Regions from separate parts of the Homo sapiens genome. Here region 2 is linked to region 1. A link is an interaction called in ENCODE POLR2A ChIA-PET data of the cell type or tissue named here. Cell type or tissue: MCF 10A. All regions are shown on one strand. Links, peaks and the distances in the headings refer to the core of each region. The heading gives the core; the rest is flanking DNA.

The links. ChIA-PET counts read pairs that join two places held together with the same protein. Peaks named below come from ENCODE experiments on the same cell type or tissue, not always from the same donor. Only the 100,000 strongest peaks of a DNase experiment are listed, where the experiment ranks them.
Region 2: POLR2A ChIA-PET joins it to region 1 with 6 read pairs; 4 of 35 experiments call an interaction of 5 or more read pairs at or near these places.

Annotation. Positions count from the first base shown.
Region 1 is chr1:8,867,495-8,872,211 of GRCh38, forward strand. It overlaps ENO1 (enolase 1), which reads right to left. Exons shown (of 12, transcript NM_001428.5): 3 at 4,397-4,492; 4 at 2,958-3,016; 5 at 494-563. Among named protein-coding and RNA genes, the nearest start is that of MIR6728, 3.3 kb to the left of the region's middle. In MCF 10A, for the core only: a CTCF peak has its summit at 4,255 (motif pointing right); DNase peaks (open chromatin) are centred at 2,789, 3,917 and 4,237.
Region 2 is chr1:8,366,829-8,371,101 of GRCh38, forward strand. The region is part of intron 12 of RERE (arginine-glutamic acid dipeptide repeats); the gene reads right to left. Among named protein-coding and RNA genes, the nearest start is that of SLC45A1, 51 kb to the left of the region's middle. RefSeq lists a silencer at 512-681 and enhancers at 629-1,129, 2,733-3,721. In MCF 10A, for the core only: no CTCF peak of the experiment used is centred there; no DNase peak of the experiment used is centred there.

The DNA.
Region 1 (4,717 bases), core at 350-4,349:
GAGTAACCAAACTGACAGGCTATTGTCACCTGGTTTTGCACCTGATATTCAAAAAAAATTTTTTTTTTTCTTTTTTTTTGAGACAGAGTCTCACTCTATTGCCCAGGCTGCAGTGCAGCGGCAGGATCTTGGCTTACTGCAAGCTCCGCCCGGGACCATTCTCCTGCTGGGACTACAGGCGCCCACCACCAGGCCTGGCTAATTTTTTGTATTTTTTAGTGGAGACGGGGTTTCACCACGTTGGCCAGGATGGTCTCGATCTCCTGACCTCGTGATCCACCTGCCTCAGCCTCCTAAAGTGTTGGGATTACAGGCGTGAGCCACCGCACCTGGCCAAAAGTGTGATTTCTTAAGAGTAAAGCAAAGAAATGGGAAGAGACCACAGGCTCATGTAGCTCATCACTAAGATCATGGGCCTCTTCCTGAAAGGTTTTAAAATCTTCAGGAGACTTCATGATCTTCCCCAGTAAAGACGCCACCTCAGGCCACTCACATTTATTTTCTGTTCCATCCATCTCGATCATCAGTTTGTCAATCTTCTCTTGTTCTGTGACGTTCAGTTTCTACGAGGGAGAGGGGAGAATGAGGGGTTGGGGCCACTCTTATCTGCATAGCCTTTGCTCCCCTACCATGGAATCTGACTTTGGAACTGTGTAATATCAAAATCAATTCTGTGATGTTTGTTTTATAAGCAAAAAAAGTGGAGGACAAAAATCAGTGGGGAGACAAAAAACTGCCTTCTGCTTGCTTTGATGGTTATCAGGCATTCACCCAACAATGCAACAGAGATGGCACTCTCAGACAATGCTTTTGTAACAAAAGGTTAATAGTCTACCCAGGGAGCCCAAAGTGACTTTACACCCAAGAGAACTGTCAGGTATGTGCTATGTAGACCACTGCTACCCAGGAACATGGCTTTCATAGGCAATAAATAAGCAAAGCTCACTGTTCACTCAAGCAGGCTGAGCCCTTGAAAGGCAGGCTCTGCTGCTCACTCTTGGCTAACTGCAAAGATGGCAAATCTTCATCCTCTGATGGGAGGCATGATTTCTGCAGGTAGTCCGAAATCATTTAGCAAAGCGTCTAATGATGGATCAAAATGAATTTTTGATGAGACTATAAAGTAACAAAACTGACGTACTGAGAACTGGCTCAAAGTAATCCAATAAAAATCAGTATTACTTTTTAATTTTTTAATTTTTATTTTTTAAGACAGAGTCTCATTCTGTTGCCAAGGCAGGAATGCAGTGTCACGATCTCAGCTCACTGCAACCTCCACCTCGTGGGCTCAAATGATCCTCCAAACTCAGCTGGGACTATAGGCATGCACCATCATGCCTGGCTAATTTTTATATTTTTTTTTTATAGAGATGGGCTTTGCCATGTTGCCCAGGCTGGTCTCAAACTCCTGGCCTCAAGGGATCTGCCCACCTCAGCCTCCTAAAGTCCTCCTAAAGTGTTGGAATTACAGGCGTTAGCCACTGCACCCAGCCAAAAATCAGCATTCCATTTTAAACTAATATATTAATAACAAGGCATTATTTTTATCTATGATGTGCTTGATATAAAAAAATATGCAAAGAAAATCAACTCTGATCCCATCATGCTGTATGAGCAATTTGGTGTCTTTCACAGCTTTGTCAAGGCATCACTGCAACAGGCAGGCAGTTACCCAAGCACACAGCTTCAGAGGTCAATTCTCACTAACAGTTTGGTATGTTTCTCTAGGGGGTTAAAAAAAAGTCAGGGGATCCTGCTCATCGTGTGAGTCACACTATGCAGGGGTATGAAGGGACAGAGAACAAGGTATGTGTGGAGGTGTCCGGGAGACTGGCAGGGGGTGGTGCAGACAGAACGGTAACAAGACATTTTGTCTGGGGGCTGGTCGGGCAGGGAGTAATTACAGAGTGCCACAAAAGCCAGGCCTAAACCAACGAGTCAGGGACAGAGACAACAAAGGAACTCCTCCTTTTCCCTCGTGTACAGAATGAATTCATGGAGGAGAGGGACTAGATTCAAGAATAGACGGAGGCTGTGGCTGGGCTTGGACTGGGCCTAGAGAGCTTTGTTATTTTTATTTTTTGAGACAGAGTCTCACTCTGTTGCCCAGGCTGGAGTGCAGTGGCACAATCTCTGCTCACTGCAACCTCTGCCTCCCAGCTTCAAGCGATTCTCATGTCTCAGACTCCCAAGTAGCTGGGACTACAGGCGTGCACCACCATGCCCGGCCAATTTTTGTACTTTTAGTAGAGATAGGGTTTCACCATGTTGGCTAGACTGGTCTCCAACTCCTGACCTCAAGTGATCCACACACCTCAGCTTCCCAAAGTGCTGGGATTACAGGTGTGAGCCACTGCACCTGGCCCGGAGTGTTTTTAGACAGGGGTTTTCAAACCAGTCCCATCTGATGAGCGCCACAGGAATTACGGAGGGACGGGCCGAAGGGAGGGTAAATGAGATAAAACCTGCAGAGTCGGGTGGGTTGCTGGGTCCCCAGCCCTACTTCACCTCCAGCAGCTCTTTTATGTTTGACATACTGAGATTTCCAGATTTTACTTAACAGGAACTCCACTGTTAAAGTCAGTAGAATTATAGTAAATAATTCCAAAGTTCATGAGAAATTAGTCACCATGGACACTACCACAAACACCCCTGAGAGCCACTCTTAAAATCTGGATCTTAATTTCTTCAAAGGTCCAGAGAGTTGCAGGGGGGAAGAAACCTCAGGGCTCGAAGTGTCTCATTCTTCTGATGCAATTCCATCTGCTCCCAAAAGTGGGGTGAGGCAGCGGGCAGGTTAGAATTATGTCATGCATGGATTGTTCTCGTGCGTGACAGGGAATCCAATAGGCTTCTACAGCTCTCAGAATAAGCTCTTCCATAAACAGGAAAGCCCCTGGGCCTGGGAGACGCTCTGGTGGCATTAGACACATTAGTTATCAGGAGGCAGGTCCTACCTTGCTAACCAGGGCAGGCGCAATAGTTTTATTGATGTGCTCAACAGCCTTTGAGACACCTGGAAGGAACAATCAAATCAAATTACTGACATTAACTTTAAAACAGGCTTGAGCAGCATTGTTAGAGAGAACCACTGTTGAGGCCGACGCGGAAGCCCACCAAGGGACCTTCTGTGGGACCTCTTCCCCCTCTCCCCTTTCCCCCCAGAATCGGAGGACTTTCCGGCCCAGTCTGAGTGCTCCTACCTAGGACCCCAGAGGGTTAGAGCCACACAAAACAGCAGCTGGCTCAGAACGATCTGACTGGAGGTTAGTTTGCAAGACCATGCACTGGAAACGCCAACTGCAGACTAAAGGCTGTTCAATCAGTTACCTGAGTGCACAGGGCTGGTGCCAGGAACTCATTAATATACTTAATGGGTCTGGAGACGCCTGCCCAGCAGAGGATGAAGAAGGAAAAATGAGAGAGACTCAGAAGAGAACCGGTGATTAAGGACTGCGAGTGAGAGACAGTGAGGGGGCAGGAAAGCAGAGGAGAGCATTTCAGGGGCCATGCGTTCAATCTTCCACAAATGCTTACTTACTGAGCACTCATTACCATCAAGGCACAGCATCATCCTGCTCCGGCTAAGTCCCCACGTACGCCATTAAACAACGGTCAAATGGTAACATGTTCGTGTGTGTAGAGTGCTTCTTACAGCATTAAAGCGGGACTGAACACCCAGCACCACCACTGCGACACCAGCCCAGTGTTTCACAACCTGATTTCATCATTGTCCCCTCCCTGCAGCCTTTTTGGAGTTTTCCGGGTGCCCCACTGAGAATGCGTGATCTAGCCCTATGTGCTTTTCTGTAATTTGGCCACATGTTCTATCTCTAGAAAGGTCAATGTTGCACACACACTAAGTCAATTTGAATACAGCCAGAGGCTAGCTCTGCCACAGAGCAGGGCTCCTATGAGTCAGTCAACAGGAAAATCACACTAAATGACACACCTGCAGCTCACCATTCAGGGCAGGTCATTGGTTAGACCTTCCCTGGATCCTTTCTAGCCCGTGAAGAGGCTGATGATCTCTGGAGGGCCCACAGAACCCTCCTGGGAGATGGGGAAACTTTTCTTTAGTTAACAGGCCCTGTTCTCATGCTTGGGTTCCTGTCCTAACCGTGAAGGAGTATTTCGCAGATTGGGAACAAACTGCAATAGAAGCAAGCATTGGAACTCTCGACCCAGAGCATGCAGGCTCGGGAACCCCGGAATCCACACACCAACTTTCCTGTCCACAAGGTGGTGCACTGCTTCCATCAACATCATGGGTCACAGCAGGTTTACCTGCCATAAACCTGCAAGTGCAAGTGCCACCCAGAGAGGACAGGACTGGGCAAGGCCAGGAATGGGGCTGGAAGCAGGGAGGCCATGGGCTGTGGGTTCTAAGGCTTACCCTTCCCCATATAGCGAGTCTTATCATTGTCCCGGAGCTCTAGGGCCTCATAGATACCAGTTGAAGCACCACTGGGCACAGCAGCTCTGAAGAGACCTGGATGAGAGGAAAAAAGATGTAGTAGCAATTCAGAAATCCAGTTCCAGCACAATCCCAAGTCCCCTCCCGCCCACAGATGCATTTGTCATTAGGGAGCTGTTTCTTCCTCCTACCAGCTGTGTGAATTAAACGCTCTGGGCTGTTCTTCATGCCTTTCACATGTTTATGATCCTGTACTGCAGAACTTACTGCAAAGATGACTAATTCCTCTAGCAGAAAGAA
Region 2 (4,273 bases), core at 274-4,273, 500 kb before region 1:
CAGGCTGCCATCTCACCCTACACACAAAAGACGATTTCTTAAACATCCCAAGATAAAGTCTCTTTACCTAGAACTGAAAAAAAAAAACAAAAAAAAAAAACAAAAAAAAAAAACCCAAAAAACAAACACAGCCAAGTGAGAGAGCACAGATCACTTGGTTTCCCTCTAATTAAATCAACACTGTAGAAAGTCTATTAGCTTGGCGACTAGATGCTGGGAGTTGTCTTGGAGGTACCTGCACCCTCACTTTGTCTCATCAAACACTGTCTTGTGAATGGAGGAGGCAAAAAGAGAGAGGGGAAAGTGAGAGAGGGGGATGGAAAGACTAGTGTTGGAAGGACTAAAATAGACAAACCAAACAAAGACATGTAGCTGCCACATGACAAACTCACCCATCAGACCAGATTTCATCCAAAACACCCCCAGAGGAAATGGCCTCAGAACACAGTGACAAGAGAGGTGGGCAGATTTTAGGTGGTGGGGTGGCTTCCGCAAGGCAGGGGATGCCGTGCCTTGAGTACTTGACTGCCCACAGCTGCATCTTATGCCTGGGCATTTTTGTAAGAAGTGGGACCACGGCTGCGGTCCCTAAAGGAGGGCTGGAATGCCTTGAAGGAGGGCTGACTGGCCTATAAAGCCCATCACATGTATCTCCTGGAGCACTGGACGTGTCTCAACCTCCCCAAGCACTTAACACTTAACAAATTACTCCTGATCACCAATACCTAGCAGATGAAGCATAACCCCAGGCCAGCAGGGCCAGGGAGCCATCTCGGGACAAGCACACTCATGTCCCTACACGTATGTGCATGTGCCCACCCCTCGGTTCCATGAGATGGTAACTGAATGATAAGGAGAAATGCAGATACTGCCATTGGAATTTCTGACTGGCTCCTCTCCCCCATGCTAGTCTAGGAATGCGAGCTACAACTGTCCCAGCGGGCATGAGCATCCTGGCCCCTAAGGTCATGATCTGTGAACCTCCTAGCTCTTTTCACTTCCTGCTTTCCAGACTTGGAAATGCATTTATCTATACTGATCCTTGGGTGTTGGCTAGACGGAAAAGATTCGTAAATCCCACTAGGGGGTTACAAGATCACTGCTGACATAAACGCTGACTTGTGTCTGGTTTTCCTCTGAGAAAATATGGAAGAGAAATCAAGGCAGGGAGCAGTCACACTCCAAATGCTCTGTCCAAGGTCATGCTTCATGAGCTCAAAAGGGCAACTGGTGCTGTGATAAGTCACAGCTCAAATTCCAGAGCTTGAAAGAAGAATGAGAAAAAACTCACAGTGGTTCCTTCTACTTCCTCAGTCCAAGTCATTTTAGGGGCTACTGAATGATAAAAGCTTGGGATGTGGCCAGGTGCGGTGGCTCACGCCTGTAATCCTAGCACTTTGGGAGGCTGAGGCAGGCGGATCACCTGAGGTCAGGAGATTGAGACCATCCTGGCTAACATGGTGAAACCCTGTCTCTACTAAAAAAAATACAAAAAATTAGCTGGGCCTGGTGGCAGATGCCTGTATTTCCAGCTACTCGGGAGTCTGAGACAGGAGAATGGCGTGAACCCGGGAAGCGGAGCTTGCAGTGAGCCGAGATCGTGCCACTGCACTCCAGCCTGGGCGACAGAGTGAGACTCTGTCTCAAAGAAAAAGAAAAAAAAAAAAAAAAGCTTGGGATGTAAGAAGAAATGCAAAGCTATACGAGACAAAAGGGACCAAAAACGGGAGAGAAAAATCGAGTGAGAAGGTGGTACCTGAGCCTCTGCCATGCCTTCAAGTCTTACCTGAAGGCTGTTAAAAAGCAGCAACCTGACTTTTCTAAATAGCATTTGTCTATAATGCAATATTGCTACACACAGTTATAATCAATTATTTCTATTTATCAAATATATATGTTTTGAAATGGCTTTAAAAGATAGTAACCTGCAGATCCCAGGTTAAGGGAAGAAGCCAGGCGCAGCAGTTTACGCCTGTAATACCAGTACTTTGGGAGGCTGAGGCAGGAGGATCACTTGAGGCCAGGAGTTCAAGACCAGCCTGGGCAACATAGTGAGATTTAGTCCCCCACCTCAAAAAAAAAAAAAATTATCTGGGCATGGTGGTGTGCACCGGCAGTCCCAGCTACTTGGGAGATCAAGGCAGGAGGATTGCTTGAGGCCAGGAGCTTAAGACAAGCCTGGGCCCTACAGGCCCAATCTCTACAAAAAAGTTTAAAAAATTAGCCCAGTGTGCTGGTGTGTGCCTGTAATAATACCAGCTATTCAGGAAGCTGAGACAAGAGGATCACTTGAGCCCAGGAGGCTGAGGCTGCAGTGAGCTACAAATGTGCCACCGCACTCCAGCCTGGGGGACAGGGCGAGAGGCCATCTCTTTAAAAAAAATAAAAGAACACTTAAAAACAAGAAGCCAGAGTTCAGTGAGGTAAGAAACTGCCCCATGCCAGACAGAAAAAAGGCTTAACTTTCAAACCTTTGCTCCTGGCTTCACTGATCTCTGCCAACAAGTGAAAAAAATCAAGACCCAAAAGAAAGAAATCTAACATTGAAATCAACATCAACTTTTTGTTGACACTTAAAGAAGAAGTAGTCCAGAACAGATTTCACCATCTGAGTGCCAAGGATGAAAATGACCAGGCAACTGGTTTCTCTTCAAATCGAATAAATCTTTCGCCTTTTACTAAAAAAAAAAAAAAAAAAAAAAAAAAAAAGAAGAAAAGAAAATGACCAGGCAGGAAGGACTGTCCTCCACAGCAGTGAAGTCACAGGTGGTAAGAACGGTAAACTTACAATTCAGGAAGGTGACAGGGTGACCAGAACTGTCATCCACTGCTGGTGGAAATACAGAATGCTCAAACCACGATATCTACCAAACAACCCAGCAATTCTTCTCTTATTTACCCAAAAGAAAAAAAAAATTCTCACACACAGACTTTCACGGATACATTCATAGAAACTATTCTATATATATATATTTTTTTGAGACGGAGTCTTGCTCTGTCTCCCAGGCTGGAGTGCAGTGGCACGATCTCGGCTCACTGCAAGCTCCGCCTCCCGGGTTCACGCCATTCTCCTGCCTCGGCCTCCCGAGTAGCTGGGACTACAGGAGCCCGCCACCAGCCCGGCTAATTTTTTTTGTATTTTTAGTAGAGACGGGGTTTCACTGTGTTTGCCAGGATGGTCTCGATCTCCTGACCTCGTTATTTGCCTGCCTCGGCCTCCCAAAGTGCTGGGATTACAGGTGTGAGCCACCGTGCCCAGCCAGAAACTATTCTTAACAGTCCAAACTGGAAACAACCTAAATGCCCACAAGCAGGAGAATGGATAAACAAATAATGGTATCCCCACATTCACTGGACTACAACTTGGCAATTAAAAGGCACAGACCACCGACACATGCAGCAACACCATGCTGCATGAAAGCAGGCAGACAGGGACGGTGGGTGCTGCGTGAGTCCTTCCCAGAGATCACAAAAACCAAACTAGCGGTTGCCGAGAGCCTGGAGGGTGGGGGACAAGAAACTAAAAGAACTCAGGTAAGCACTCCAGGGTGATGAAAATGCTCTGTAAGTTGAATGTGGTGTCACTGACACAAATGTATACAGTGGTCAAAACTCATGAAACTGTGTACTTAAAGTGGGTGCATTTTTACGGTATTCATACCATATATGGCAGGTTACGTCAATAAAGCTGAAGAAAAACAACAACAAATCCAGGCCGGGTTTTATTAGCTGCCTCTCAACCACTGTTATGCCTATCAAGGGATTCAACACTGGAATGAAGCGAGTCTAGGATCGGAAATGGCATATTGGTGACTGCATGGGTGGCAAGGTCTTGAGCACAAACAAAAGAACATGTCGGGGAAAGCTCTGGTTCTACAAATAGGGAGTGAAGCAGCTAGAGGCCTCGCCAGGAATGAAGTCAATTGAACTTTAATCAAACATGCATAGTGTGTGCTGCAGAGACCCGCTGCACATAAATTCAGGGAACAAAAGCTGTTGCAGAAATCAATAGCTTACTGAAACATTAACACAGGCAATCATTAATCAAAAGGCAGCTCCACAAAGGCAGCCTTGCAAATTAGCTCCTGATTTTGCCTGCAAGCAAACACAGAGGTATAAAATGTTGTCGACATGAATGGCCTATAATGATCATTTTGCTCCTGATGCTCTCACCTCATCTCACAACAAGGTCTCACAGTCAACATATCTTATGTCTCGGTGCTATAATTGCACACAGCATGAGGAACTCAACTGGTTTAGTGCCTGGGCAGAA